2 separate regions of the Homo sapiens genome follow, and region 1 is linked to region 2. A link is a contact called in ENCODE Hi-C or POLR2A ChIA-PET data. All regions are on one chromosome and are shown on one strand. The core of a region is the stretch at or near the end of the contact, and the rest is flanking DNA. Distances in the headings are between cores, read along the strand shown.

Region 1 (3,545 bases), core at 800-3,299, 160 kb before region 2:
ATCCTCCTGCCTCTGCCTCCCAAGTAGCTGGGACTACAGGTGCATGCCACCACTCACAGCTAATTTTTGTAGAGACAAGGTTTAATTGCCCAGGCTGGTCTTGAACTCCTGGGCTCAAGCAATCCACCCACCTCAGCCTCCGAAAGTGCTAGGTGTGAGCCACAACACCCAGCCAGGGCCATGTCTTGACCCAGCTGTTTCTCCAGGGCCTAGCACTATTCTAAGTGAATGGGTGTTTTGGTAGACCAGAGACTTGTAAATGCAGATGTTACTGAGACTTTAAGTTAAATTTTTGTTTTCTCATATCACTAAAGCAGTAAGAGCAACTATTGAGAATTGTATTAATATCATCATTTTTATATTTGTTAAGAGAACATTCTACATTTAGAAGAGAGTTCTGTGAGAAAGGAAAATAAATATTGGGGCCCCAAAATCACTAAGCTAAAGGGAAAAGTCAAGCTGGGAACTGCTTAGGGCAAACCTGCCTCTCATTCTAATCAGTCATCTCTCTGCTCACAGAGATAAATGCATATCTGATTGCCTCCTTTGGAGAGGCTAATCAGAAACTCAAAAGAATGCAACCATTTGTCTCTTATCTACCTATGACCTGGAAGCCCCCTCCCCACTTGGAGTTGTCCCACCTTTTCCAGACTGAACCAATGTTCATCTTACATGTGTTTATCGATGTCTCATGTCTCCCTAAAATGTATAAAACCAAACTGTATTCTGACCACCTTGGGCATATGTGGTCAGGACCTGCTGAGGCTGTGTCATGACAGGCCTTGGCAAAAAAATCTTTCTAAATTAACTGAGACCTGTCTCAGATATACGGGGTTCACAGCTGTGAGGGAAAAAAATCAAGAGAAATGAAATCGAAAGCCTACATGAGCAACTTATTAGTTGTGAATCCTTGGGCAATTGTTAATCTTTCTGAGTATATTTTTCATATATACAAGAAGAATATTAATATCTGTCTTCAAAGGGATAATGTAACCACCACAAGGAGATAACATAATGTCAAAAGTTTGTGAATCATACGGTCAACATAAATTTTAGTATTAACAAAGAAAAAGGTTACTATTTTTCTGGCTCACAGAGCCTACTCTGAAGAAAGAGTTTAATGCACAATGCCAGTAAACAATTTGAAAATATCTTCAAAGGCACTGGCCACGGTGACTTATAAAGCAAGGAAGCAAATATTTCTTCTGCAATGTTTAGTAATGACTTTGAAAATCTTGTGTTTGTAGTTGTTTCAATAACATTATTTAACTGTCTGAGGCACTGGAAATAGTCTGGGGCAAGGGAACATAGTCAAGTGATTTAAAATAATTTTTAAATTTCATCTAAATAATGAGTTTTTTTAGATGTGGTTGAAATTTTCAATAAAATCCACCTCAGAGCTGGCAAAAGTTCAAGTCATAATTAAGAATTTTCAATGATTAGCCTATAAGTTCAAGTAAATAACATAACTGAATTATTCCAATGATAGCCTTCAATAGGTAAAAGATAAAGATTTAGAGAAAATGATTATTTTTGTATTGAATAGGCCTTTAAGGCTGAAAATGTGAAAATATGATGATTATACATTTCTTCCAGCAAAATATAGTGGGTCACCATCCACTAGGAAATTTATAAGTAAAAAGATGAACGATAACAAGTATTGGCAAGAATACTAAGAAACTGGAACCCCTATACATTACTGGGAATATAAATGGTACATCCACCATAGAAAACATTTCCTCAAAAAGTTAAACACAGAGTTACCATATAATCCAGCAATCCACTCCTAGATATATACCCAAGAGAACTGAAAACATATAATCACACAAAAACTTGTGCATGAATGTTCATAACAGCACTGCAGTAGTCCCCCTCATCTGTGGTTTCACTTTTCACAGTTTCAGTTACCCACAGAGTCTGAAAATATTAAAATTCCAGAAATAAACAATTTGAAAGTTTGACATCATGCACCATTCTGAGTAGCATGATGAAATCCCACTGTCCTGTCCAGGACATGAGTCATCCCTTTGTCCAGTGTATCCATGCTATACATACACTACTCACCCATTAGTCAGTTAGTAGCCATCTTGGTTACCAGACAGACTATCACAATGGGGTTTGGTACTATCTGCAGTTTCAGGAATCCACTGGGGGTCTTGGGATGTATCCCCCATAAATAGAGGGGGAATTACTGTAGTCACAATAGTCAAAGGTGAAAACAACCCAAATGTTCATCAATTGATGAATGGATAAATAAAATGTGGCCTCTGCATACAATAGAATATTATTTAGCCATGAATAAGAATAAGGTACTATTAAATGCAACGACACGGATGATCCTTGAAAACATTGCTAAATAGAAAAAATCAGTCACAAAAGACCACATAATGTGTGATTCCATTTATATGAGGTGTTCAAAATAGGCAGATCCATAGGAGAGAAAGTAGATTAGTGGCTACCAAAAGCAAAGGGAAGCAGCGGAATGGGGAGTGACTGGCAATGGGTACAAGGTTTCTTTTTCAAGTGATGAAAATGTTCCGGAATTAGATGATGGTGATGGTTGCGCAACTTTGTGAATATACTAAAAACCACTGAATTACACTTTGAAAGGGTGAATCATATCTCAAGTTTTAAAAATACAGTGTGTCAGAGCAGGGTGATGGAACAGATCAAACATGGCATCATCTTTGTGACCGGGGGCCATGAACAGTTTAGCTGCTTCCTACTCAAATACAGTAGGCCACAGATTACATACCTCTTTGTGGCAAAGAGTCCAAAAAACGCACTATCAAATTGCAAACAGGAACCAGAAAGCTAATATACCACCTCTCATATACAAAACTGCCAGGGACTCAGGTGAAAGGCTGGATGTGCTGCAACCTCTTTCATAGTTGATGTGTCCCAAGAATTCATTTTAAAAAAACAGTTTATCAAAAAATATACAGTACAGAGCTGAACAAAACATTTTTCACAAGCACTCCTTGCTCTAGCCAGATCCATCTTTTGGCCTTTAGGAGCACAGGGAAAACGTCTCAGCATTACTTTGTACCCTGAGTACAAATTTATCTAGAACATACTGAAGTTTCTGGAGAGTGAGGTGTTTTATAAGAGATTCTGCTCTGTATCTATAACATGGGAATAAAGCACTGCATTAAATATAATCCTAAAAGGATTCTTTGTTTGCCCTGCCAATTATGGGTATGTGGGCCGAAATCTGCCTCAAAGACAGTAATTAACATCATCAATGATGTTCAATTGTCTGGAAAAAAGCTGAAAAATCTCAATTATAATGAAGATCAACAAAGGGCCAACTAACCAGAACACTAAAATCCACTGATAATAGTTTTTAGCATTCTATCTTTAAAGAAAATGAGTGCAACTTTACTGTTTACACTCCAAATCCAAAATTCTAGGATGTTAGCAGGGGCTGTAAGGGTCAACACACACTCAAGCCAAGTTCGTGACACCATAGATGTGTGTGCTTGAAAGCCAAGGCCTACTTTTGTATTGCTCATGTACACTCAGAACTCAGTACACTGATTAGC
Region 2 (3,435 bases), core at 118-2,617:
ATATATATATTTTTATTATACTTTAAGTTCTGGGATACACGTGCAGAATGTGCTGGTTACATAGGTATACATGTGCCATGGTCGTTTGCTGCACCCATCAACCCGTCATCTACATTAGGTATTTCTCCCAAGGTTATCCTCCTCTTCCCCCTACCCCCTGTTAGGTCCCGGTGTATGCTGTGCCCCTCCCTGTGCCCATATGTTCTCACTGTTCAACTCCCACTTACGAGTGAGAACATGCAGTGTTTGGTTTTCTGTTCCTTCTCTTAGTTTGCTGAGAATGGTTTCCAGCTTCATCCATGTCCCTGCAAAGGACATGAACTTATTCTTTTTTATGGCTTCATAGTATTCCATGGTGTATATGTGCCACATTTTTTTTTTTATCCAGTCTAACATTCATGGGCATTTGGGTTGGTTCCAAGTCTTTGCTATTGTGAACAGTGCTGCAATAAACATACGTGTGCATGTGTCTTTACAGTAGAATGATTTATAATCCTTTGGGTATATACCCAGTAATGGGATTGCTGGGTCAGATGGTATTTCTAGCTCTGGATCCTTGAAGAATTGCCACACTGTCTTCCACAATGGTTGAACTAATTTACACTCCCACCAACAGTGTAAAATCGTTCCTATTTCTCCACATCCTCTCCAGCATCTGTTGTTTCCTGACTTTTAAAAGTTTCATTTCTTTGAAGAGTAATGATATTGAACTTTTTCCCATGTCTACTGATCCAGTGACTTTTAAGGTCCCAGGCACAATTAGTCTGCAGCAAAGCAAATCAAAAGAACAGGTAAAGAAGACGACATACCAGGCAAGGATGGCACCTTAGTTCTACATTTTAAAAATTTAATAAAGCTCTACACCTATTAAGGTATCCTTGTGTTTATAATCCATATATCTTTCACAAATTTTCATGGGGAAGAAAAATAGTTGGGAGATGTCAGATCCCCCCTGTGAAGCTGGGCAGACTCCACCAGACTCCACCATGGCACTTGGGAGGCATTATATAAACGTTTGTGGCTACCACAGAGACCAAAAATGGATTGTGCTGCCTCTTCCCTGGTCTATTTCATAGAGGCACTGGGATGCTGTAAGGACAAAGCAAGCAAGGGAGGTGAAAAAAGTACTGAAAATTATCAAGGGCTGTACAAAGCACAATGATAAGGAGAAGGAGGAGGAGAACTAATTTAAACAGAAGTTTCAAAGAGGCAGGATTGGAGTATATGCAGAGAACGTTATTAGTGAAGAATGCTTTGGTAAGAAAGCAAGCTTTCTCCTCTGGTATTTCATGAGCTGTGCAATGAAAGAGTCTCTGTCTCCCTAGAGCCCGGATGGGCGACGCAACAGGCACAGGGGTGTAACCAGGCCACAAAGTCCCAAACGCCAACTTTTAATTGTGTGACCGGCATGGGTCCAGCAGTGATTAGCAGAACCAAGCACTGTTGCTCAAGCTTTATGAGGATCAGCATTCTGAGTTAGGGGAGGAAAAAGATTGCCTCTGATAAGAACTTGTTCTAGGAGAGTCAAACAAGCACCCCTTTTCTGCATGTTTGGGGCCGACACTGAGGTCTTTAATGAAGGGAAACCTCTGAAAGAAATGGAGGTGGCATTTCTAGGAAGACCTGCCAGGGGAGACTCACACTCTGGTACTTGCTAGTGGAACAGACTGAAGTTTATCAGGAGGGAGCCCCAGGCCTGGAAGGCAGGAAGTGAAGAGAAGAGGGAGGGATATCTGGGCTGGAGCAGAGCAGTCTCCCCAGCCAGGCGCGCACTGTACGGGTTCTCTGTGAGATGTAGAGAGGGTCCCTTACTCACGGTCCTGCTGTCTATATCACTCAGAAACAAAACCACCACCAACCTACCCAGTTCCACTTACCACATAGTTTTGAATCATGGAAAAGGCTAGTAATTACTACAAAAAAAACATGCTGCAGGCTCCTGGGGCTCCTGGCTATTGTTTCATGTTCTCCAGACTCCAGTTCTATCAGCGCCACCACAGCCCCTAAGGAAAATAGAACCTGTTGCCATAGTAGCTGCTTCCCCCTTTTTAAGGAAGGCACACTCTAAGCCATTATGGAAGAAAAAAAAAAAAAAAGCTTTTATGTCATATGACGAACTTTCCCTTCTCCAGCTTCTCTCCCTATCTTGTCCAGTTAAATTTTGTGTAGAACATGCAGCAGAAATTGAAATGTCGACATTTCCATTAAGCAATGACAAAAAAATTAATCCAGTTCCCAGAGAGAGGGAGGTAGGAAGCAATTGTTCAAGGCAACAGTGTGTGTGTCTGTTTCAGGGAAATTAAAAAAAAAAAAGAAGGGAAAAGTAATTAAAGAAAGATATTACCTGAAGAGCATTATATCTGACAAACACCAAAGCACTGCCTGGTTGGATGTTAAGGAAAGGAGAGGGAAAAAAATCAGAAATGGTGACACCTGATGAGAAGGAGTCACCCCCAAAGAGCTAAGAAAACAATCACCTTTTGTTAATAAAAACCAAAGGAAAGAGTGAGGACTGTATGAAGGCCCAGGAAAGACACATTTAAGGCCCACTCCCTGAGCAGAAATAGAAGGTGTATGGGGCCACAACCCTACATCAAGAGACCTGTTGGTCCCCAGCACTGAAAGTGAAACAAAAAATTATGAGAAAGAGAAATGACACACTCGAACCAGAGTAATTTTCTGTTTTGCCCTCATCTCTAAAAATGCATCCTTCCTGCCAGACTCATTCTCATTCCTTCCTAACTCTCTTGCAATGATCCAAGAGAGAGGTGTTCTGGCATATGACGCATTCTCAGTGATGCTTCTCAAGTGAAGAATGGCTTCAGAACTCTTTGGTTTTTTGTTTGTTTGTTTGTTTTTTGAGATAGAGTCTTGCTTTGTTGCCCAGGCTGGAGTGTAGTGACACAATGTTTGTTCACTGCAACCTCCGCCTCCCAGGTTCAAGCCATTCTCCTGCTTCAGCCTCCCAGGTAGCTGAGATTACAGGCACACGTCACCACACTCAGCTAGTTTTTCAATTTTTTTAGTAGAGACAGGGTTTCGCCATGTTGGCCAGGCTGGTCGCGAACTCTTGACCTTAAGTGATCCTCCCGCATTGGCCTCCCAAAGAGCTGGGATTACAGGCATGAGCCACCGTGCATGGCCTCTATTTGAGTCCAGAAAATGGAGATACATGTACCCATTCATACTAGAAAGGAGAAGCAAAGGAGCACCTTATGAAAATCAAGTGCATGCCTAAGGTAAACAGACTTCATTTCCTGCCCACAAAGCCAGCAGAGTCCCTAAGGAGACTGCCAAGCAGTGACTACCTGGGTTTTATGTCCAAAACCTAAAACTGGAAGAAAGGAAGCTACGCTTCCCAAATTCACACCATGGGAGGTGATTAAGCTGAAAATCAGAGGTGATACCGTAAGTACAAGAAACAATGTCCAGTTG

Evidence for each region. A loop is a pair of places that touch in the nucleus more often than their neighbours do. ChIA-PET counts read pairs that join two places held with the same protein, here RNA polymerase II (POLR2A). Pooled maps may share reads with other maps.
Region 1: a pooled map shows a loop between it and region 2 (3-fold over the local background). The contact joins two enhancer-like sites. A Hi-C loop is called at or near these places in 1 of 168 maps with a recorded cell type or tissue (mammary epithelial cell) and 3 of 50 pooled maps. POLR2A ChIA-PET finds 5 or more read pairs at or near these places in 4 of 52 experiments (OCI-LY7, PC-3, Panc1 and 1 more).

What each region holds. Positions count from the first base shown.
Region 1 is chr5:143,261,020-143,264,564 of GRCh38, reverse strand. No RefSeq gene overlaps it. Among named protein-coding and RNA genes, the nearest start is that of ARHGAP26-IT1, 70 kb to the right of the region's middle. Within about 2 kb of position 2,049, at least 6 of the 41 ENCODE cell types and tissues checked have a DNase peak (open chromatin) inside an H3K27ac peak, as active enhancers do.
Region 2 is chr5:143,100,518-143,103,952 of GRCh38, reverse strand. All of the region lies in intron 17 of ARHGAP26 (Rho GTPase activating protein 26), which reads right to left. Among named protein-coding and RNA genes, the nearest start is that of ARHGAP26-IT1, 90 kb to the left of the region's middle. Within about 2 kb of position 1,367, at least 3 of the 41 ENCODE cell types and tissues checked have a DNase peak (open chromatin) inside an H3K27ac peak, as active enhancers do.